Regions from separate parts of the Homo sapiens genome. Here region 1 is linked to region 2. Evidence: chromatin loops called from intact Hi-C (ENCODE). Cell type or tissue: endothelial cell of umbilical vein. All regions are shown on one strand. Each heading gives the region's core, and the rest is flanking DNA. Links, peaks and the distances in the headings are about the cores only.

What was found. Hi-C counts contacts between places; a loop is a spot of excess contacts. Peaks named below come from ENCODE experiments on the same cell type or tissue, not always from the same donor. Only the 100,000 strongest peaks of a DNase experiment are listed, where the experiment ranks them.
Region 1: a loop joins it to region 2, with 13 times the contacts of the local background. A loop is called at or near these places in 49 of 110 quality-filtered maps.

Annotation. Positions count from the first base shown.
Region 1 is chr7:26,370,956-26,383,272 of GRCh38, forward strand. SNX10 (sorting nexin 10) reads left to right here. Exons shown (of 7, transcript NM_013322.3): 6 at 866-1,078; 7 at 1,536-3,428. The coding sequence ends at 1,617. SNX10-AS1 (SNX10 antisense RNA 1) reads right to left here. Exons shown (of 2, transcript NR_136272.1): 2 at 1,064-1,613. Among named protein-coding and RNA genes, the nearest start is that of LINC02981, 21 kb to the right of the region's middle. RefSeq lists a silencer at 5,725-5,934. In endothelial cell of umbilical vein, for the core only: a CTCF peak has its summit at 6,236 (motif pointing right); DNase peaks (open chromatin) are centred at 3,426, 3,916, 5,556, 6,296 and 3 weaker places; H3K4me3 peaks cover 3,718 bases; H3K27ac peaks cover 3,464 bases.
Region 2 is chr7:26,495,629-26,507,945 of GRCh38, forward strand. It overlaps LINC02981 (long intergenic non-protein coding RNA 2981), which reads left to right. Exons shown (of 5, transcript NR_148502.1): 4 at 486-590. Among named protein-coding and RNA genes, the nearest start is that of KIAA0087, 37 kb to the right of the region's middle. In endothelial cell of umbilical vein, for the core only: a CTCF peak has its summit at 5,342 (motif pointing left); DNase peaks (open chromatin) are centred at 5,293 and 6,453; H3K27me3 peaks cover 309 bases.

The DNA of each region.
Region 1 (12,317 bases), core at 2,590-10,589, 120 kb before region 2:
TACTTTGATTTGATTTCATATTCTAAGATGTGCATTTCAGAGAAAACACATTCACTAATATGAATTTGAGCATCTGTAGATTTTGCTACAGGATAGTTTTTAATCTTCCATGTAGTTCTGATGCCCTGGTTGAAATCTGTTCTGTCTTTGTAAACTTTGATCTTAAATGTGGGAAGAGCAGTATGTATTCATCACAAAATTATCATATTTTAATTATATATATGGTAAAGTTGGCTGGGATCAATTTTATTTGGTTGCTCATTTTGACAACACAGAGATTCAGTGCTCCTAAAGATTTTGGAGAAATTTACAGTTAACCTTAAGTATTAAAAAAAGCCATCTCTCTCATGAGCTGTCGTAAACATGCCCTTAAGTATATAACTGTAAAGTTTTAAAATGTAAAATATGCTGAGAATTGTATTTTCTTCATATAATTTTTAATAGTAGTTGAAAGTTTTGATGTTTCATGACAGCCTATCCCATAAAGATCACTGAATTGACATGCTGTTGGCAGTAAATTTTTTAAAGTAGAATAACTTTCTATGACTATATAAGCAAAATATTTCCATAATTAATCCACATGGTAATAAGAGATGGGTAAATTGAAGAAATGTCCTTGAAGTTATTCTTTTAACAGATGTTCTTAACTATTAGCTTCATGTTTTTACCCACCTAAATTTCCAAATAATTGAATAAAAGTTAACATATGCTTTCCTCCCCTTAATGGGCAGAGCCCATAATTGATACAAAGTTTACCACAGTAGAGAAATTACCTTCAGTGGTACTTTTCTAATGTTTTTCTTTCTTCTACCCTATCACTGACCATCCTGTTCACCAATTATTTTTCCTTTTTTTTTTAATATAGAGTCCTACAGAATGCACTTTTGCTTTCAGATAGCAGCCTTCACCTCTTCTTACAGAGCCATCTGAATTCAGAAGACATTGAGGCGTGTGTTTCTGGGCAGACTAAGTACTCTGTGGAAGAAGCAATTCACAAGTTTGCCTTAATGAATAGACGTTTCCCTGAAGAAGATGAAGAAGGAAAAAAAGAAAATGATATAGATTATGATTCAGAAAGGTATTTCCTTGCATTTTGATTTAATGTATATGTATTTATATAATACATAGTATGCACATATGCACGTGTATAGATATATATACACACTTCACTTTTTTGTTGATATAATACTAAGATAATGAAAAAATTAATTGACTGAGATTTTATTGAGCTGTGACAGCTCATCATAGTAGTCTTCACACACACCTCCACACTGAATTAATGAATGCAGTAGAAATTCAATTATTTGCATTCTGATTATGTGACTTTCATTTAGTCAGACTTGAATTATTCGCGTTTAAATTATCTAGCTAAAAAAATACCCAACTGCACTCCAAATGGCTAATTAAAAGTCCAAATTTCCTGTCTCTCTTTGTGACTGGAGATAATTAAAGTTCTCCTCTGTTACTCAGGCTTTGAGTGTGTTGTGAAAACCAATTTCCTCTTTTTATTATTTTCCCCCTCTCTTCTTTTCCAGTTCATCCTCTGGGCTTGGACACAGTAGTGATGACAGCAGTTCACATGGATGTAAAGTAAATACAGCTCCGCAGGAATCCTGAAAAATAATTCTAATGTTACTATCTTAGGAATAGCAAATTATGTCCAGTCATAGAGAAGAAAGCTTCATAATAATACATTCTTACCTAAAGCTCACTGTCATGATGTTAGGTATTTAAATTCTTAAAGATGTTGGGTTGTTTATTAGTGGTATTTTTATGTTGTCTTATTTTAGGTAAGCTTCTGTGTAAAGCTAAAAATCCTGTGAATACAATACTATCCTTTACAGGCAGACATTATTGGTAAACAAGATCTTGCCCTCCAATGAAATGACTTACATGTTTTAAAAAACCGAGTTGGTTTTATTGAATTTAAAAAGATAGGTAACTAAGTAGCATTTAAAATCAAGATAGAGCATTCCTTCTTGTATCAGTGGGGCAGTGTTACCATAAACACGGTGTATATGTTGTTAAACCCTATGAAGAGTAACAGTGTAGACCAGACTGCCTCTCTCAGATATGTGCCTGATATTTTGTGGATACCTCCCCTGCACTGGCAAAACACTATGCTTTTGGGTGTTAGACTGAAATATTTTAAGAGTATTTAACCTTTCCAGTATTCTGTTTCACGCTTAGATGGAAATGTATCTTATGAATAGAGACATATTAAAATAATGTTTACATCTTAGAAAAAACATAGATAGTGCTAGTAATATTACTTATAACTGTAATATATAGATTCAGAAATACATTTTCATTATCCAAAATCAGCTTCAACAAATGGTTTCTGGAGACAAATAATTTGTTTTCATTATCATTGTATAATCAGGTTAATGATTTATTTTTTGACTAAATGTGCAATTTCTTATCACTAGATAACTTTCAGTATCAGTGGTGGTTACTTATTACTTAAATCAGAGGAAGGATTTTATAAAGATTAATAAATTTAATTTTACCAATAAATATTCCCATAATTTAGAAAAGGATGTCGACTTGCTAATTTCAGAAATAATTATTCATTTTTAAAAAGCCCCTTTTAAAGCATCTACTTGAAGATTGGTATAATTTTCATAAAATGTCTTTTTTTTTAGTGTCCCAAAGATATCTTAGATAAACTATTTTGAAGTTCAGATTTCAGATGAGGCAACATTTTCTTGAGATAATTACCCAAGTTTCATCCATGTTGAATGGTACAAAATATTTCTGTGAAACTAACAGGAAGATATTTTCAGATAACTAGGATAACTTGTTGCTTTGTTACCCAGCCTAATTGAAGAGTGGCAGAGGCTACTACAAAAAGCAACCTTTTCATTTTCACTAAGAGTTTAAAAGCTATTGTATTATTAAAAAGTCTTTACAATGCTTGTTTCAAAGAACCAACAGAAAAAAAAGCTAAGAAAACTGAGAACTAACATTAAAAAAATTAAATTTAGAATAAGAATGATTTCTTTAATTTGTCCTTTTTTTCTTTGGTCTAAAACATTATTAAATTTTTGTAAATATTTTGATTTAATGTGTCTTAGATCCTCATTATTTTAATACAGGAAAAGAAAAGATTTAGTAATTTCTTACCATGCTAATATGTAAAGTTCATGCCATCCAGGCATTTAAGAGCGATCCTCATCCCTTCAGCAATATGTATTTGAGTTCACACTATTTCTGTTTTACAGCAGTTTTGAAAAACACATACTATGCCACCAATTGTCATATTATTTTTAGATGATGTAACATAGCCATCAAAATTAATATTATGTAATGCCTAATACTTAGTATGTAAATGTCACGAGATCATTTTTACATTAAACGTGAAAAAAAATCAACTTTGCCGGATCACTTATTTTATACAAGAGAATATATTCTGCCTTAGACCCAAACTCAGTGTTTTTTATTTTTTATGAGGAAATTTGGTAAAACATGGTTTAATATTAGCTATAGTTGTACATATTTGAGGCTTTTAGCCTTGGTTTAGTTGTTTCAATGTCCACACACTGGCTTCTTAAAACTGATTTCTTGCAGCTGAGATATTTAGATGAACTTCAGTTCCCAGTGGTTTTCTTGCTTTGTCTCTTATTTTTCTCTGGCATATTTTTTATAAAGCTTTCTTTAGGAAAAAGAAAATAATTACTGATGTAGCTAACTTGAATAGATGTTTATTTAACACTATTTTTAATGTGACTTAAATGTAAAGAATTCTAATCCTGGATTCTTTATGATTACAATACAGCAAAACTGCATTTTCCCTGGCTGATTCTTAAAGGGTAAACTATTCACCTATAAAGCCAACTTACGTGTTTTGTTGTAGAACTAGATTTATATATAACCCAAAGGTGTCAACAGCACTGAACGTCAACAACCTGTTACTTCGGCTTCTTATAAAGTCTCACTTAGAAGAAAGTTACTTAATTCTAGTTAAAATTTCAAGTTTTAAAAATTACTAGGGACAAACAAGTATTTATTTTTAAGCAGATACTATTCCTTAAGATATGAAGTATCTTGCCAGTTTTTCAAACCTAGTCCACATTTTATTGAATAATTAAATACAAACAAGTGATATGCAGTATAAAGTAAAAGAACAAAGTTTCTTTTATGACAATTAAGAAGTTAAACAACTTCATTTAGCCTGGCCACAATAACCGTTATATCCAACAGTAAACTGGACGTTGTTTTGAATTTGGTTTGTATTTGTTGGATGCCTTAAGGATTCATTATTATTGAGCTACTGTGATACCAATAAGGTTTTCAGTATTTGAGCTATAAAAGACAACCCCTTTTCATTAGAGGCCCCTTAACATTTTAAACGAAAATAACAAAGCTTATTCTGTTTCTAAATAGTCTTCCTCTTAATATTTAAATTACTTAGCTGGTATCCTGTGAATACAAGGCAACATCTTTTCAATGAAGGAAACAATTTCAGTACAATTTTGTGTTTTTGTTTGGAATATAGACCTTTTCTTAGTTTATTATATATAAACACATTTTCAAATACAAAATACTGTCTGAAATTAGTTACTGCAATTTGACATTCAAAGCATAGAATTTTCTTTGCAAATAAAGGTCATAAGAAATTAATAATTTTAATAGAGTGGAGTTCAAAAATTTCAGAAGGATGTAAATAAGCAACAATTTCTTTAACATTTGCTATATATACAAAGGACTTTGGTTCTATTCTTTGCCATATGCATCTTACAAACGAGTCACCATTGTCCCTTTTTAGCAGACACAATTGCGCTTCACTCCTACTGCAAACTTTTCTAGATCATGAGCAGTGCATTGGACACTAATTTATTTTAGCTGCGCAAACTCTGGTAGTTAATGACCCTTTCTCTTTCTCCAAAATTCCAAAGACTTCTTTTCAAAAGATATAGAGGAAAAGAGAAAAAAAACCATTAAGCTACAATTTCCTGCTGAATTTAAACTCTGGTCTAAAGACACTATGTAAATGGCTTATGCTAAAGAGGAAAATACCCTTTCTCCCCCGACGAGAAGTGTAGATTCATCCAACCCCACACCGCTTGTCTTTGCTGCTAGAGGCACAGCACGGGCATAACTTGTGGTTGTGTTTTTGCTAGTTTCTTACCTCTGGGCCTTCTTTATAGCTTTGCCCCCCACCCCACTGGCGGTGGCGCTCCCGCGGCTGCACCCTCGGCCGCCTGTTGGTTGCGGCGCCTCCGCGGCCCGCGCGCATCCCCCGCGCTGCGTCCCGCACACGCGCGCTCCCGCCGCGTCCCGCCCGGGCCGCTCCGCTGGCGGCGGCGACTGGGCTGCAGGTAGCGAGCCAGCCGGCCTCGGTCCGGTAACCCATGGCAACCGCCCTGGTAACCCATGGCAACTGCGCGGCGGAAAGAAAAAAAAGAACCGTGGTGGGGCGGGGGGCGGCGGGCGGTGAATGGGAACAACGACCGCAAAGAGACAGCGATTTACCGCGCGGGCCTGCGGCTCCCGGCCGCACCTGCTGCAGACGGCCCGCGAGGCCCCTTCCCGCGCTACGGTGACGATTCTGGCTGCTGGGGAAAAGAGCAATAAGCAGAAAGCCCTCGTGCAGAGGGGATCCGGGCGGTGCACTTGGTGTGGGAGGCTGCCTTAAACGCCGATGACCCTCCCGGCCTCCGCGTGTCCCGGCTTCCAGGGCCCCGCCAGGCTGGAGAGCGCGCGTGGAGAGGGCCTTGCCGCCTGGGGGTTGGTTGAGGGGCGGCCGCGCCGGGGCCGGGGCTGGACTCCAGGCTTTGTTCTGCAGACGCTCGCGCCCGGCCGGAGGAGGGGCTACACCGTGCTGCCCCGGCCCCATGGGGCCCGGCCCCCGAGGGTCCCCGCGAGCGGACGCGGTGGGGCCGGGCAAACTCTACGTGCCCTAAATTTTGTCATCTGCACACGCATCGCACACATTAGTTAACCCCTTTCCCTTCTAGGCCCCCGAGAACCTAACCTGCCCGGCGGGCGCGCGGCTGCGTTAACCTGGCCCCTTCCGTCTGGAGAGGGAGGGGACGGTCGCGCCTGGTGGTAGGACTGGGCTGTGTGTGTGTGTGTGTGTGTGTGTGTGTGTGTGTGTGTGTGTGTGTAGGGGGGTGATACAAGTTTTCCACCCGCTTTAGGCTGAGGCCCTGTAAGCGGGACTGTGTTCTAGTACCCGGAAAAAGCGCGCGGCCTGTGACACATCAGGTGCCAGGCCGCCGGAGGACAGAAGGGGGCGCTGCCGGGCCAGTGCGGAGGCTGCAGCCGCCCACTGCAGAACGCGCCCTTGGTTGGGTCTGGCGAGCTGCCCGCGTAGTGGAGTGGTGTTAGGGCTCCCAAGTAGAAAGAACCTGTTCCCTACGTAGGTGTCGGTTGTACTTAAGAGCATCATTTGGTCGCTCGTGTATTCGCAGAACCCCTAGCCTGCAATAAGATGGTTCAGGAAACACAACCAGAACCGGTCTCATTCGGTACCCAGCAGCTACGTGCATACAAGTCCAGAGACATGTAATGGGGTGGAGGGACCACGCTAGGAATCTGGAGGTCACACATCCAGGTCGAGTTTTAACTAGCTGTGATTCCAGGCACATTGTGATGTTATAAAAAGGAAAAGATTTGGCCTGGATGATTATGAGGTCCTCAATCAGACCACTCTCTGTAGGTGTGTTACAGTGACAAATACAAATAGCAAAGCCATCTGGAATACCTTTGTTTTTTTTTTAAGGCAAAGGCCTATGCAAATATAATATGCACACGCTTCTGAAAGATGATTAGATCAGCACGGTTTAAGATACCCCATATTTTTACTGGTAGACAAGAGAAGCCGGCTATGTAGAGAATCCTATTTTAATCCTTTCATAAAGACAAGAATCTTAGATCTTAGGGAAACTTGGCTTATTTTCACAAATATGCACGTTCTGGGTTCCACTGCTTATAGAGGACCCGGTACTGGGGAGCATGTGCTCTAAAACCTGTTTTAGAGGTAAAACACAGGTGCTGACCTGCCCTGGGATCCGTGCAGTACAATCCCAGCTCTCTGCATAGCGGTGTACTGGGAGCCCTGTGCTTTCGTTTAATTTTTTTTTAAACAAAAGAAATTACAGAAAAGTGCAAATTTAACGTGTGACATTTAACATTTTGCCGTGGCAGGCAGCCTCCACTTAAATGGGGCCTTTCTGCGGAACAACAGGAGCCAAAAGGCCTTGTGTCATGGAGTAATGTAAGACACAATCTGGGCTGCAAACGCACAATGAATCGGGAAGGATTTATGTAATTAATTGACCAGTCTTAACCTGTTATCGTGATGTAAGGAATTTGGAACTCATTAATTTGGGCTCTGACAGATTTCATATTAGAGCTGGCAAATATGGATTGAGCCTCTTATTCTTGTAGCAGCTGGAATTTCCATGACAGTGAGGCTTAGTGAAGAAGACCTATTGCTGGAGTCAAACTGCCTCTTGCTAATCAGTAGCCCTGCTCTGTATTAAAGGGATAATGAAAGAAAAAAAAAAAGGAAAAAGCATATTACCTAGTTGGGGGAGTGGAAGGGGCTTGTGTTCATTCTGCTAGTACGTGGGTTGAGCTCAAGCATTTGTAGCTGAACCAAACATTAATTGCAATCATAGAGTTAGGTGATTTCTCAACACCTTGAGAGAAGAGAAGGTAGAATGGTGTCAGGGTCAGGTTTGATATTATCCAAGTTAAAGAGGGATTAAAAGACAGAGCCTCTGAATTTCATCTGTGTGCACATAGAGACTGTATGAAGAAAGAGGTAGAAGTCTTACGAGGGGCAAATGGGAGTTTTTTTGGTAATGTCATATTCATAAATGAGCGGTTCAGAGCCCTGAAGGAGAGACTGCCTTTCTCAGGAGCCACTTCCTGACTCCTGGTGGGAGCTCCCTAGTGGACCCCATGAAACCCAGAATTCACATAATGAGCGTTTAGTTGATAATTTAATCTGTGTCCTCTTCAAATTTTATGATGTTTACTGAATCACCCATTTGGAAATGTCCAGTTTCTTCTTTGAGATTGTAAATAAACTCAGTAAAAGTTTAACTTTCATTTTTTTTCCACCCTTGACAATCAGAAAATTGCTAGGTTCAAAAAAGCTCCCAGAGATTAAACAAAATGGTTTTTTTTTCTTCCTTCACAATAGTTTTCCCTTATTGCTGTACTATGTGATAAGGTTAATATAACAGCTGCCATACAGATCATTAATACAGGGAGATAAGCAAAGTTGCATGCTGGAAACATTTGCAGGGTATCATTTGCCTTCTTCTGCTGATAAAGAAGCCTTAGGTAACAAATACAGATCACAGGCACTGAATATTTAACTTTTTAGACAGAAATCCCAATTGATCTTTCCTAATATGTTATTATTCATAAATGCTCTTTAAAGTTGGGTACTGACTGCTCTCAAAATATGATTTTTTAAAAAAAATTTGTATGTTACCTACCTTTTCAAGTTTACAGTCAAACGTAATTTACTTTTTAATATGACAAATAGTTATAACTCTTGCAAAAACAAAGATTTCCATGCCCCCCTCTTCATTCTTATTTTTCTTTTTTGAAAATTGTCTTAAATTCAACCAAATTCCAAAGTAAAGAATTTTCCTTTTAGTTAGTGATAATGGGATTTGATCTATCAATGAAGTGCTCAGTATAAAGATTTGTTTTTGATTATCTTGTTAACAAGTGATTTCTTTAGTTTTGGCTCTATTTAAATGAATGCATAAAGATAAATGCTAGAAATTTGCATCAATATATTAATGTTATCCTTCACATTGAGAGCAAAGAGGGAGCTAGTATTTGTTATTGGTAGTATTATTTCAGTGAGAAGGCAATGAGGATAAACAATTGATACCAGCAAGACTTGGATAACTAGTATAAACCATGACAAGGGCGATTAATAGTGTATATAAACACACTTCAAGTTTGTATACATGATCTCAGCTCTCACCTAGTGATTTCTTTGTATTTTTTTAAAGGGTGATTTGTAAGTTGGCAGTTACAAGGCTATCAACTCATGTGCTGTGTGTACTGTTTATATATTAGAGGTATGGAATAGACATACTGAAGTGTGATTTACCGGAGAGAGTGTTGATTTGGAAGGATGTCTGGTGAATCAGGTTCTGGCTCTGTGGCTGGCACGTACCCAAAGGCAGTTCCCAACCTCTCTGGATGTCAATTTCCTCATCAGTACAATAAAAAGACTGGATACAGAATGTCCTAAAGGTGTTCCCTACAGCGCTAGTTCTGAGGAATGCTAATAAGTTTACTAAATGCTAATAAGTTAAAAAAAAAACAGGATGGAGGTTTCCATGGCCAGTTACATTTTGGACACATTGGGCTAAATAAAGTTTAATATTAATTTTTCTGCAGGACTTCTCAGTGACTTTCATATGGTAATATTCACTGTGAGGTCAGCACGGTGGCTCACACCTATAATCCTAGCACTCTGGGAGGCCGAGGCAGGTGGATTGCTGGAGGTTAGGAGTTTGAGACCAGCCTGGGCAAGGTGGCAAAAACCCATCTCTACAGAAAAAAAAAATACAAAAATTAGCCGGGTGTGGTGGCACATGCCTAAGTTCCCAGCTACTTGGAGGGATGAGGTGGGAGGATCGCCCGAGCCTGGGAGGTCAAGGCTGCAGTGAGCCGTGATCATGGCACTGCACTCCAGTCTGGGCAACACAGCAAGACCCTCAAGAAAAAACATACACTGTGAATCTCTAAGAGTGTGTGTGTGTGTGTGTGTGTGTGTGTGTATGCATCTCTGTGTAGGGGTACTGTGCACAGTTTTCCTAAACTGATTCAAAAAAGAAAGGGTGAACAGTGATCCCTTGAATCTATAGTACTTTGGAGTCCTTCTGAAAATGATTAAGGGGCACTTGCATTCACACTAGGTGTTCTTGAGGCCAGGGTGCAAGGAACATGGGATATCATTAAATGAGAACGATTCCCCTTCAGAGAACAGGTTCTACAGAAAGGCAGGGAGTATGGTACTCAGTTTGTTTGTTTGTTTGTTTATTTATTTTTGAGACAGGGTCTTGCTCTGTTGCCCAGGCTGGAGGGCAGTGGCACAATCATGGTTCACTGCAGCCTCAACCTCCCAGTCTCAAGCCATCCTCCCACCTCAGCCTCCCGAGTGGCTGGGACTGCCGGTGTACACCACCACATCTGGCTAATTTTTTTTATATTTTTGGCAGAGACAGGGTTTTGCCATGTTGCCAAGGCTGGTCTCAAACTCCTGAGCTCAGGCAATCGTGCTGGGATTACAGGCGTGAGCCACCTTGCCTGGCCTCTCAAACTTAAAAGCCTCTGTTTCTTTCACTCTCTCTTCTCACCCTACCAGATGCTCCTTGACTTATGATAGGGCTATGTTCCAATACATCTATGGTAAGTTGAAAATATTGTAAATCAAAAATGCATTCAATATATCTGACCTACTGAACATCCTAGCTTAGCTTACCTTAAACATATTCAGAACATTTACTTTAGCCTACAGTTGGGCAAGAACATCTAACACAAAGTCTATTTTATAATCTTGTGTTGAATACCTCATGTAATTTATTGAATACGATACTGAAAGTGAGAAACAGCATGGTTGTATGTGAACTTGATGTACTATTTCTACTGAATGTATATTGCTATCATGTCATTGTAAGTCAAAAAGTCATGAGTCAAACCACCCTAAGTTGGGGACCATATACAGTCATGCATTGCTTAACAATGGGGACATGTTCTGAGAAATGTGTCGTTACGCAATTTTGTTGTGTGAACATCACAGAATTTACTTACACAAACCTAGACGGCATAGCCTACTAAACACTCTGGCTACAGCCTAGTGCTCTTAGGCTACAAACCTCTATAGCATGTTACTGTACTGAACGCTGCAGGCAGTTGTAACACAATGGTGAATATATGTGGTCTAAACATAGAAAAGGTACATTTAAAATACTGTATAAAAGATAAAAAATGGTACACCTGTAGAGGGCAGCTCCATGATACTCATGGGACAACAGTCGCACATGCAGTCTGTTGTTGACTGAGATGTTACTATGCAGCACATAACAACGTATCTCTCTCTATCCCATTCCTCTTCAGCTTCTTTCAAACTCCTGACAACTTTAGCCTCTTTCTGATTTTCCAGACCCAGCCCACACTGGCTCTTGTCTTTCTCCCCCTTTTCTTTAACCCTCCAGATCTGTTCCTCACTGTTCTCCCAGTAGCTCTCAGAGTAAATCTGACACGGCAGTCCCTGGCCCTCTCGGCTCCTCCCCACTCGAATTCCAACTTTTGCAGCCATAGCTTAGGAACTAGTCTGACAAAGATGGGATTCTCCTGAGGAGTCTGGGGTGGGGGGCATTGGGGCAGAGGGGGTGGAGGTAGGGGGAGGGAGAGGTAGGGGAGTGGAGGAGGGGAGGGAGAGTGGAGGGTGGGAGCAGGTGGGCACACTGGCTGTCACAGTGGTGATCAGAGACAAGCCTGCAGTCTAACCCTGTAAAAGGTTTTCCTGAAACTCCTGATTTTGTTTAGTAGTAATGAACACCAGCTTGCATCCAATTTTTGTTTTCCTCTTTGTTGATCTACCTACCAAGTTTATCCCCTGACCTTCAGGGGACCTCACCCCAAAGCCACTGTGTGAAAACCAACCTTATTTCTAAGAATATTTCTAAGGTCTATGACCTTCTTTGGTAATCCATGACGAGGATTAACCACTCTTTTTAGAAAACCATTTTGTCCACATGCCTCACGCTCCCATTAAGTCCAGTCTATGGGCAGATCACAGGCCTCAGGATAAATGTGTAAGGAGGCCTTGTGCAAGGCCACCAGGGAGGGAGGACGCAGTGGTGCCCTCTAAGCACGTTGACATTCAAAACTCCTGAAATGCTGTGTAGAACTGTGCCGCATTTGGAGAGGGGAAGATAAAATGTGTCTGTGGGTTGGAGTCAGCCTGCAGGGTTTATAACAGAACTGTATTTTATATTTTTTGAAAAATATTAAGTTTTCCTGAACCTTTTATTTTCTAGTTGAATTAGCATTTCAACCTAAGTTTTGCTTTAATTTATGGTTCTTTTCTGAATCAAAGGTTTGTACATAGCTATGTTAAATAATGACCTCCAAACTCAAATGTGAAATTGGTGTAAAGGTTTTGACAGTGAGTTGTATTGTGAGCAGTTTAATTAAAGTTGTCTTAGTGGAGTCTACTTGTTTCTGTAGTTGGTGGTTCAGCCTGACTTCAAAACAACAAAAAATGTAAACATAGTAAATATTTCTTGAGCTCTAACATTGTGCTGACCTATAAGAGAGCCAGA
Region 2 (12,317 bases), core at 2,042-10,041:
TTTTACCCAAATTTAGCTAGACTTTAATGTGCATCACACATCTCTAATCTGGGCTTTTCCTATAGCCTCTTTCAAAGGACATATTTGTTCAGCCTTATCAGTGAGGTATTCAATCATGCTTCCCTTGTATCAGGCACCTCAAGGGCAGGAGCTAACACAAATGTGCTTGGTTTTTAATAGCTGAAAATATGTCTACGTGAGGTTAACTGTATTTACCCAATGCCAGATACCTGAAAGAGTGTGAAAAATTAAGGTAATTATTAATGTCTCCAAATAGCTGGATGATGGTGTCATATTTGCAATGCATAGATTATGCCATCATGTCAGATTTGGGACACTTTGGGAGGTTGGGAATGGGATGGGGATGGGTGGCAGTGAATAACATCAGACAGGGTGGATACGTAATTCCAAAGTTGGAATTAGTGTCTCTATTTTAACAGCAATTCCTTTACTTAACAGCAATTCTTTTCTGTTTATCATTTTAGGGAAAACTAGAAAATACAGAAATATATCAAGAAGAAAAAAAATTTAAAAATGACCCAAAATCCCACCAACCAGAGACAGCTATTAATGATTGTGGTATATTTATTGTAAGTCTCTTTATTTCTGTCTTCATGCAAACACATTTTTAAAGAATGGACACTGGTATTATATTGTTTATACAACTCTAAATGCTGCTTTTTCACTTATTACAATTAGGACTTTTTTCATGTTAATAAATACTTCCTGAAAACATAAATATCTAATGGTTACATCAAAATTTATTACCTTTTCCTTGTTGATGAACATTTAGGTTGCTTTCATTTTTTCTTGCTTATATAAAATAAACATTCTTGAACATAAATACATGTTAACAGCTCTGAAAATTACTCCATGCCCTTATTCTTTTTCTTTCTTTCTTTCTTTTTTTTTTTTTTTTTTTGAGACAGGGTCTCACTCTGTCACCCAGGCTGGAATACAATGGCATGATCTCTGCCTCCCGGGTTCAAGAGATTTTTGTTCCTCAGCCTCCCGAGTAGTGGGACCACAGGCGTGCACCACCATGCCTGGCTAATTTTTGTATTTTTTGGTAGAGATGGGGTTTCACCATGTTGACCAGGCTGGTGTTGAACTCCTGGCTTCAAGAGATCCACCCATCTCAGCCTCCCAAAGTGCTGGGATTACAGGCGTGAGCCGCTGTGCCCAGCCATGCCCTTATTCTTGATCACCTTCCCTACATTTGGAGGGGTTATGGAGACATAAAGTGTGCCTAAGATCCTGATAACAGAGCAGATGGTTTATTTTTTGTGGCAAGGATATTTTGTGGCAAGGATGTTTTGCATTGATCAGTTGCATTTAATAAATTAATTACTTTATTTATTCAATAGGAATTTACTAAAGTCATGCTATACGCTAGGCACTGTGGAGGGACTGCAGAAAGACTTCAAGGACTGCACCGTCTTGTTAGAAAGATGCCTAGACAACATTTGAGAAACGCTGATCATGTCTGATGACACATAACTGCTAACAGTTACATGGAATTTTCTATATGCTATATACAAACATACAAATATATGTATGTATATTTACTCAGCTCTCACAACAGCTACTACTGTTATTATGAATCCTGTTTTATAGTGAGAAAACTGAAACATGGAGAGGTTAAGTAATTTGCCCAAGATCACATAGCTACTAAGTGGTGGAACTGTGATTAGAATCCAGGCATTCAGGCTCCAGAGTTCATACTCTTCACATACCACATCTATCTTGAATATAACAATGTAGAGAAAAAGAATTATAGCAAGCATATGTCTAGGTAAGCATTTTCCAGAAGTGACTGTTTTTTTGCATTGGGTTTGTAAACTTTCAACAATAAAGCAGGTTGGACTTTATATCAGTCAAAGCAGAATATTCTGATGTCACCTTCCCCAATGTTTAGGATGTTAATGAGAATTGCTAATCCAAGAGAAGAAAATAATCTCATCTAATTTGGGTAAGTCAATTATTTGAAAGTAGAAGAACCACCCTTCCACCTCTCTTGTTCTAAGGAACCTCTGGGGGAAGTACTGGAAAAATAATGCTTTCTAATAAGCCCAATAGGGCTTTTGATTTGTAATAACTATTTTAATAAGTATCAGTTCAATTCCTATTATTTTTAAGAAGTTCATTGAATGAATTAAAGAACAAATGAATGAGCAATGCTTTAGGCTATAGGCTTTCAGAGGACGTAATTCTATGAAACAGACTCAGTGGTATGCTGGCACCAGCTCCTACTTGCGTCTCTTTTCAACTTTGTGTTCAGTGACTTTGCCTTGGTAGCTTGACATCAGCCATGGTGGGAATATTTAAACTAAATAACTGAGAAAATGATTCATATTAGAGAGCTTTCTTTTTTCCCGGGAACTAAGTGTTAAACATTTACCAGCACACCACTGCCTAGACTTGTTAGGAAATTCACAAGTGAGAAGAAATTCTGTGATTCCAGGAGATGAAAGAGGGAAGTGTAATGAGAATATCAACTTGAGTATTTTATCCGTTGCTTTCTTTAATTGGGTCATTTCAGAGGGTGGGTAGATTTTGTTAAGACAGTTGAAATATTTAGGTAGGTAGAGGGGTGAGTGCAGTTGAAGAGTAAAGGCTGTTTGGGGCAGACAAAAGAATGATAGCACTCTTTCAAGTGCTCTGCCACCAGCAGTAAAAGTCGGGAGAAGGACCTAGCACCAGGACACGTGATCTGTCCGGCGTAAGCGAGTGCTGAGTCAAAGGCCTGCAATTCAGGCCCCTGCTCTGGGGCACGGTCAGTTTCAGCCAGGCCCAACTCTCTTTCCCAGGTCCATGGCGTGGATGGCACCCAGAATCCAGCAGGGGAGTGCTGGTGGATACACCTGGGAGGGCCTGGTGGAGGATCATTTGCGTGCAGAAATAAGGAAATAGACATATTTGAGCTGGAAGAAAATCTTACATGTCTGATCCAATTCTCTCATTTCACAGATAAGGAAAAGGGGCCCCAAAGAGTGAAGAGGGGATGTCCTGAGGTCATGAGGCTGGCTTACAGCAAGGATCTGGACCAGACAGCAGGGTGGGACCCTCAGCTGTCCCCATACTTGCTGCTTGATATTGGATAGGTTATTTAGGCTCTATGTGTTTTCTCATAAACACATAGAGGTTAGGTAAAAATGGTGGTGTGAGAATGAACTAATACATGTAAAGAGCTTGCATGTAGTAAGCTCTCAATAAATATTAATAATACTGGGCACAGTGGCTCACACCTGTAATCCCAGCACTTTGAGAGGCCAAGGCGGGTGGATCCCTTGAGGTCAGGAGTTTGAGAACGCCCTGACAAACATGGTGAAACCCCATCTCTACTAAAAATACAAAAAATTAGCCAGGCATGGTGGTGGGTGCCTGTAATCCCAGCTGCTCGGGAGGCTGAGGCAAGAGAATCACTTGAACCTGAGAGGTGGAGGTTGCTTTGAGCCCAGATCATGCCACTGCACTCCAGCCTAGGTGACAGAACCAGACTTCATCTCAAAAAAAAAAAAATTAATAATATAGAGCCCTTGTGTTGACACTATTCTCTTTTACAGCCAGAAAGAGAGAAAGATTACAGAAAATAAAAATATATTAATATATTAAAGGCATAATACTGTGAATTAATACTGATTAATTCAATATACTATTATATCAAAAACCAGGATACTAATAATAAATAATATATGGAAAACCACCATACACATTGGTAAAACATTAACATTTTCAAATCTCCAATCCAAGAATTTTCCCCAAATCCAGATTGTGCAGGTATTTTAGTGAATGATTCACCCTACAGAATTACTTATTACATTTTTCTTTAAACTTCAATGGATTTGTAGCTGAATGAGGGATCAGGTAATCACCAGACATCTTGGAAGGGCACATGATCCCTCAGGCCTTTTCTTGGAGAATGTTTAAAGAAACCTCTTCCTTCCCATTAGGGAGGCCGACCATGAGTCCCTTTGTGTTGACAGTGAAGGTGTCTGGGGCTACACCTCTTTCACATGCTCTGCCACCAGCAGTAAAAGTCAGAAGGCCCTGGCACAGGGCACACCTGATCTGTTCGGCATAAGTGCTGAGTCAAAAGCCTGCAATTAAGGCCAGTGGCTGGGAGGAGGCCTGGTCCCAGCCTCTCCTTGATTTGCCTCACCCCACCCAAACACAGGTCATGTTCATCATCTGCTAGCCAGCAAGGAAGATGTGTGGGGTACAGGTTACAGGGACTGAGCCCGGAGCCTGACTTTCTGGGCTCTACCACTCGTTGTCTTCATTTCCAAAGGCAAAGCACTTGACCTCTCTGAGCCTCCATTTCTCATCCATAAAATGGGGATGATGATAAAAGTGACTGCTTCATAGGATTGTTGAGAGGATCAACTCAAGTAATATGTGAAAAGTGGCACATAATAAGTACTCTGTTTCATGTTTCTAATTAATTTTATTTTTTTTAGGTTTTTTACTGTGGTAAAATATATGTAACATAAAATTTACTATTTTACTATTTTTAAGTGTAAGTGGCGTTGAATACATTGTGGCATTGAATACATTCACACTGTCATGCAACCATCAACACCATCCACCTCCAGCCTTCTTCGTCATCCCAAACTGAAACTCTACTCATTAAACAATAACTCCTCATTCCCGCTTCCCCTTAGCCTCTGGGAACCATTGTTCTTTGCCCATTTTTAAATGGAGGTTGTTGCTGGGTTGTGGGAGTTCTTTATTCTGGATATTAATCCTTTACCAAATAGATAATTTGATTTTTTTTCCTATTCTGTGTGTTGCCTTGACTATGTCCTTTCATGCACAAAATATTTTAATTTTGATGAAGTCTAGTTTACCTATTTTTTCTTGTATTGCCTGTGTTTTGGTGTTAATTCCAAGAAATCATTGCAAAATTCAATGTCATGAAATTTTGCCCCTTTCTTCTAAGAGTTTTATAGTTTTAGCTCTTATGTTTAGGTCATTGATGACTTTGAGTTAATTTTTGTTTATGATGTAAGGTAATGGTACAACTTCATCCTTTTGCATGTGGATATCCAGTTTTCCCAGCACTATTTATTGAAAAAAAGACTGTCTTTTCTCCATTGAGTGGTCTTGGCATCCTAGTTGAAAATCATTTGACCCTATATATTAAGGTTTATTTCTGATTTCATTGGTCTATGAGTCTGTCTTTATGCCAGGACCACTCTGTTTTGATTACGGTAGCTTTATAGCAAGTTTTGAAATCAGGAAGTGTGAGACCTTCAACTTTGTTCTTCATTTTTCTGGATGTTTTGGCTATTCTGGGCCCCTTGAGATTTGAGAAAGAGTTCCCTCTACTGGCAGATCTAAGACAGTCTGTTGACTCAGGTACCTGATAATTTTTGAAGATGCATTTAAGAAGTTAAACTATTGAGAATAAAAAAATCTTAGCTAGGCTTTATTTTATTTTTCTGATCGGTTAGAGACTCTTGGAGACTTCTCTTTCTTCTCAATCAATTTGACTGAGGTATAATTAAAAAAAAATAAAACATACTGATATGGCTTGGCTGTGTCCCCACCCAAAATCTCATCTTGAATTATAATCCCCATAATCATCATAATCCCCACGTGTCAAGAGAGAGACCAGGTGGAAGTAATTGAATCATGGGGGCAGTTTCCCCGATGTTGTTCTCGTGATAGTGAGTGAGTTCTCACGAGATCTGATGGTTTATGTGTTTACTAGTTCTTCCTGCGTTAATTTTCCTTCCTGCCACCATGTGAAGAAGGGGTCTTGCTTCCCCTTCGCTTTCTTACACGATTGAAAGTTTCCTGAGGCCTCCCCAGTCCTGCGGAACTGTGAGTCAATTAAACCTCTTTCCTTTATAAATTACCCAGTCTCGGACAGTTCTTTATAGCAGTATGAAAACAGACTAATGCATATACAGACACATACACCTAAGTAACCATCACTATCGCAATCAGGATATCAAATATTTCTATCAACCCAAAAAGTTCCTTTGTGATTTTTGTAGTCAGTCCCCACTCTTGATTCCCCATGCCCCAGGCAACCACAGGTCTGCTCCCCGTCATATAGACGAGTGTTGTCTGTGTTCAGATTTCAAATACATGGAATTGCACAATATATGCTCCTATGTCTAAATTTTTTTCACTTAGCATAATGTTTTCGAAATTCATTCATGTTGTATTTATCAGTAGTTTTTAGCATTGTATCGCACTGTGGTATTTCATTGTATATATCATCATTTGTTTATCCATTGACCAGTTGAACATTTGGGCTATTTCCAGTTTGGGGCTGTTTTGAATAAAGGTGCCAAGTTCAAGTCTTATTTGCAGACATATGTTTTCATTTCTCCTGAATAAATACCTGCAAGTGGAATTTCTGGATCATATTGTAAGTGTATGTATAATTTTATAAGAAATTGCCAAGCTGTTTTCCACAGTGGTTGTATATCTCACCAGCAGCATATGGGAGTTCCACTTCCTTCACATCCTTGCCAACATTTGGTGTGGTCAGTCTTTTAAATTGTAGCCATTTTAGTGGCTGTGTTGAGTATATGAAAAATCATTGTTAGGTTTAGTTGTTCTTCTCATAGCAAGACCTTGAAGCCTTAAAAATATATTTTTAAAAATTTTAACTGTAATAAAAAACACATAGCATAAAATTGATCATCTCAGCCGTTTTTGAGTGTAGTTCAGCAGTGTTAAGTATATTCACATTATTGTACAACAGCTCTCCAGAATGTTTTCATCGTTCCAAATAGAAGTTCTATACGCATTGAGAACAATAACACTTCATTTCTACCTTCGCCAGGAGACTTTTAAAATTACACTTTTTATTTTGAGGTACTTATAAATGTATATAGAGTTGTAAGAAATAATACAGAGATATCCCGTATACTTTTTACTCACCTTCCCCCAGTGGTAACATCTCACAAACCTATAGTACAATATCACAACCTATTGGAACCTTTTAAAAATACACACCTCTCAAAGTTGAGTGAGAAGTCACAGAAAACAGGCACCATTAGATCATGTCCTGTGCTCCACTGTCAATGAGACAGGGAGAATCTGAAGCATCAGAGGCTGTCCTAACCATAATGCCAATGAATACTCTGAGAATCACATTTCAGGGACCGCAAGAACCACTGATCCGTTAATATTGGCAACACCAACGCTTAGTGCTTCCAACCTGAAAATGCTGCATCTGGAATTTCAAATTAGGCATCCCTGATGAGAAAGTGAGATGCAGAGTAAAGGGCAAGGAGATGGTCAAAAGCAAGAGGTATATTCATTTAGACCTCTGCCAGTGGGACTGGCACTCGGCATGTCTTCTTTTCTCACCTAGACATTTCTGTCTTTCTGACTAGGAGTAATCATGGGTGGTGGTTCCGTTCAGGGAGAATGAAATAACTGTGGACCCCCAAGCTCATTTGAGCTAATAGCTTCAAAATACTTGGGTAGATGCCCAAATAAGTAATGAAATGGACTAGTTTTAGTTTTAGCTTTTTGTGCTTCCACTGCGCATCTCTGGTGGAGGGAAGGCTGAGCAGTGGAATGGCTAAGGTGCAGGGAGTCAGGGATAGGAAGAGAAAGACCCAGGTGATCTTCAGACTGGATAACCAGCCCCTGCGGGCTCTGGAGCTGATGGTAATGATAGGAAGCAAATCCTGAAGGTAAAGGTTATAAGACAGTCCTAAGGGCGGGAAGGGTGAGGAATGAAATCAACTGCAACGACAAATGTAATTTTTAAGATAACCAATGAGAAAGAAAAAGATGAAAATTAGCTTGATGAAAAATGGATATAGTGACTCTTTCCCCATTTCCTTTAGCATCTTTCAGAAGACGATCGTTTTAGGGCAGTCCCCACATGATGGTGACAGGACAATCACTCTTTTGGAGATCATTTTTGAAATTATGGCAAAGTCAAGGGCACCCGCTGTAAGTTCCTTCGCATCCTCTTCTCCATCTCCAGCTCTTTGCCTGTTCTGAGCTCCTGTCTCTGAAGAATCTCTCTACTTCCATTGTGAGTTCATCTCCCTGTGCCCTTGGTCCCTCCTGCTGCCCTAAAGTCTCGCTCTATCAGGAACGCATGCTCCCCTTGGATCTTCCAGCTCTCCTTTCCGGGACCTGCAAGCATGTTTGGATCGCCCCTTCCTTCAAAACACATGCCTTAGGCCTGCTCCCCAATCACCTTACCGACCTCAACCCCTCCTTCCTTTCATTAGTAAACGTTTTAAAAGAGTACTATCACCAGCTACCTGTCTCCTTGACCTTGGGCCAGCTGCTGGTCGCCTTTTCCCAACACTGTTGCCTGAGGGCTGTCAGCGCCCTCCCTGTAGCTGCGTCCCCGGCCTTTTCTCCTGGATCATCGTCTCTGTTGCTCTGGACACTATGGACATGTTTCTTTCCTGTGTCACCCTGTACTTCCTGGGATTTTGTGCTGTCACCCTTTTCCCTTTCTCCTTTTCTAGGACATCTTTGCCACTTCCTCTGCCCCACAGATTTAGGTCTCTGCAGAAGTTCACTTCTGGGTGTTTTTCTCTTATTTCCTATTTTGTATAGTCTTTCTTCCAATAGTCTCGTCTGCTTCCTCTGTTTCAATTAAAGCCTCTAAGCAGATGTCTTTGAGTTTCATTGGTTAGACCTTTCTAAGGTGCCTAAATTGTGGGGTCGTGTCAGGATGAGATTGTGCTTTTGATTGACCTTTGTACCCCCTAGCATAATGTCGTAAATATAGTAGAAGCTCAGATGATATTTGCTGAATAGCATTTGTATCCCCAAACTATTGGATGGTGGGATGTTGGGATCTCTCATTTTTTTTGTCTTTTTTTTTTTTTTTGGTAGAGATAGTGATATAGAAGTTAAAAAGAAATTGTTTAGGCAGATAGAAAGGGTTAGGAAGTCCTCAGTAATGTTTTCCTTTTAATGACTAGCAGCCCTCAAATCATTTCTTTTCTAACAAAGAGCAGCCTGTAACCTCAAGCTGCAGACATAGATAAGCAAGCTGGAAGCTTGCACCAGTAAATGCTGGCAGCTCTGCCAATAGGAAAAGGCTACCTGGGGGCCAGGAATGTTCAACATGGTGGCTCTAGCTTCCCTTTTCTTTGTCAACCAAGTGTACAGTAAGGAGCAGGCAACATGGCACCAGCCAGGTAGAGACCCCATCTGTATAATAAAAGATTAGGGTGGGATGGCTGGCCTCTTCGTGCACTACGCAAGTGTCACACTTGGTCTGACCAATCTCTTGAGCCCTGTGTAAATCAGACACTGCCTCCTCAAGCTCATCTATAAAACCCTGTGCATTTTACCACAAAACCGGAAGACCCACTCAGGTGCCTCCTGTCTCTGCAGGAGAGAGAGCTTTTCTCTTTTCTCTTTCTTTCGCCTATTAAACCTCTGCTCTTAAACTCACTTCTTGTGTGTCTGCATCCTCGATTCCCTTGGCGTGAGACAACAAACCTTGGGTATTTAACCTAGACAATGATGCTACTTTAATAGAATCTTGCTATGTTGCCCAGGCTGGTCTTGAACTCCTGGCCTCAAATGATCCTCCTGCCTAGGCCTCCCAAAGTGTTGAGATTATAGGTGTGAACACTGTGCCCAGCCGGGATCCCTTGTTTTGATGTCCTCTTGACATTGTGGTGAAGGGAAGCCAAGTAAATCTATAACCTTTCCCCTCCAAGACGCTGTCCCAAGAAACAGCCCTGGTTCAGGACAGTTGGTAGTCTGCCCTGTGCCAGTTCTCATAAATGACAGAGAAGCTTTCAGGATAGAAATCCTGGGAGTAATTGAGTCATGATTGGCACCCCCTGCACTGTTCCAAACTGACAACAAATGGGCATGGCAGCATACGCCTCTTCCAAGTGGCATCTAATTTCTCGAAGGTGACTTTACATTGCTTTACAGAGGCTGGCACACTGATTCAGGAGAGCCTACAGGGAGTCGCACCTGAGCCTGGTGCCTGACTGCAGCAGACAGCTGCCTAGTTAAGGCAAATTTTACAGTTAAATTGTGTTCTGCTTGGGAATTGGAAACTACTGCAGAAGGACAAATGCAAATGCAATTCCAGTGCAGGGCAGGAGCTTGTTAAGAGACAGCCCTGCTGCAAAACCTGAAATCTCCCTGGTTTCTGTTCAACTATTGCTTTGGGGAAACTCATGGGCCATTTTCTGAGGGGCTTTAAGGGAGGGAGGACAGAAGTAGCTTCAGTGCAATATGAATAACATGGGCTTTGGGGTGTGACCATGTCCATGTTATTACAAGCACAAGCATCAACCTGCCTGGTTTTAAATGCTGGCTCTACCACTTACAGGCTGGATAACCTTGGGCAAGTTACTTTAAATCTCTGAGCCTCAGTTTCCTCATCTGTAAGCTCTAAATAATAATACTTACCTTGTTAGAAGTTAAAAATACATAGATATAAAAACCTTAGCCCAGTGCTTGACATATAAGCCTTCAATCAATGCTAGCAATTTCACCATTATTATTACTGAATAATTGTGAGACCTTGAGCAAGTCACTTAACCTCATGGTGTCCTTTTCTCCATTTCTTGGGGGTGGTTTTGTGAGCATTAAGTAAAAAAAAAAAAAAAAAAATCTATGAAGCATTTGGCACAGGATGGGCCCTTCATAGGTGCTAGCTATTACTGTTATTATTATAAATAGCTGGATATAAACAAATTTGCTTCGCATACCTTAGGGTAGTGGGTACCTGCTGGTGAGGGCTCCCTGGAGAGCCAAATACATCCAAAAGAGCAAGAAAAGGACAAAGTCAGCATAAAGTTTAAGAGAAAAGGTCAAGTAAGACGGACCTGGTTTTCCAGTAAATGATCTGACCTCCCTCCAATGCGGCTTCCTTCTCTGTGAAATAGGGATCGCAATGACAATAGCCCTTCTGCGGAGTTGTGGTGAGGACCACCGTGCTTGTCAAGTGCTCAGACAGGAACTCTGACACACGGTCAGTGCCCATAAAATGTAGCTGTTGGTATTGAGAATGGTGGGCGGGCGGCAGGGTTAGTGCAGGATTATTGGGAAAGGGTTGAAGAGAGTGGGGAGGAGGGAAGGGGTGGGAAGAACAGGAGGGGGAGAGAGTTTTGCTGAACACCACCTAATAGAGATCCTAACTTGGAGGAGACAACCCTGTGTTTTGTCTGAGACTGCCTTTACCCTTCATGTGTCCCCTGAATGCATCTCTCATGGTGCCAAGAATAATGTCTTTTACAGAGGAGGTCATCAACAGATATTGATGGAATTAGAGGTTACCTCAGAGAGAGGATATGTGTTTGATCACTTCTTCAAGGTTCTGGAACTCAAGACCATGGTGTTCCAAAAAATGTTCATGTCTGGGATGGGTGTATGAGGTAGGGGGAGTCTCGGAATGCCAGCCATTCTTTCCCACCCATTACTGTGAACCAGAAGGATCTAATACATCTCCATGGGTAATGGTTTGATTCTTGACCAAAGAGGGTGGCACAAACCCAGAAGTGAGTCTTGTGAGAGCAACAGTCGAGCTCATTCAAAGTTCATTTGCAGCATATGCGGGGTGTCCCCACAACCTGGCAAGTCACAATTTAAAAGGAGACAGCAACACAGAAAGAAAGGAGTGAGTTTTACTCAGTGTGGTGCTGGGTGAGCCTGCACACTCGCAGGCCCGCTGCAAGAAAAGCTCTGTGAGTCTGGGATAGAGCTGAGTTCTACATCATCTGCTCATTGGCCAAATTGCAATGGGAAGGAAGGGCTGTTTATTTTCCTCCCAGAACAGGAATTCTCAGAAAATCGATTCTCCCTCATTGACAATGCATACTAAGTGATTGAAAGGCCATTAAACCCATTAATGGGGTGCTCTTTAAATAAAATAAGTCCCTAAAAGGGATCTTAGACTTGGCAAAGTCAGTAGAGCTGACAGTGTGCTGGGCCTGCCCAGGGACTGTAAATATACCAGAACAAATATAGGAGAGCAGGAGGGGGGCATGCAGACAGAGGATAAGGGAGGCAGTGACGACGAATAGCGTGGTGCACAAAGGACAAATGTTGCCAGACAAGCTTAATGGCTTTTATTTTATTTTTGACAGCATTTACAAAATGAGTAAATGAAGGGAAGTTTGCATCTTGATTTCAGTTAAACATTTGGCATTGCATCCCACCAAATTTCATGCACAAAATTAATTCAAATTGTTTTGGATGGAAGTGTGGTCACATGGGTGAAACTTGGCTGGCACTCCCTCCCTGAGCAGCAGGGGGAAGAAGGCGCCCCCTGCTGCGGTCAGCATGGTGGCAGAGCCTTGTTCTAATTCTCATCATAAACTGGGCTCCTCATTCTCTGG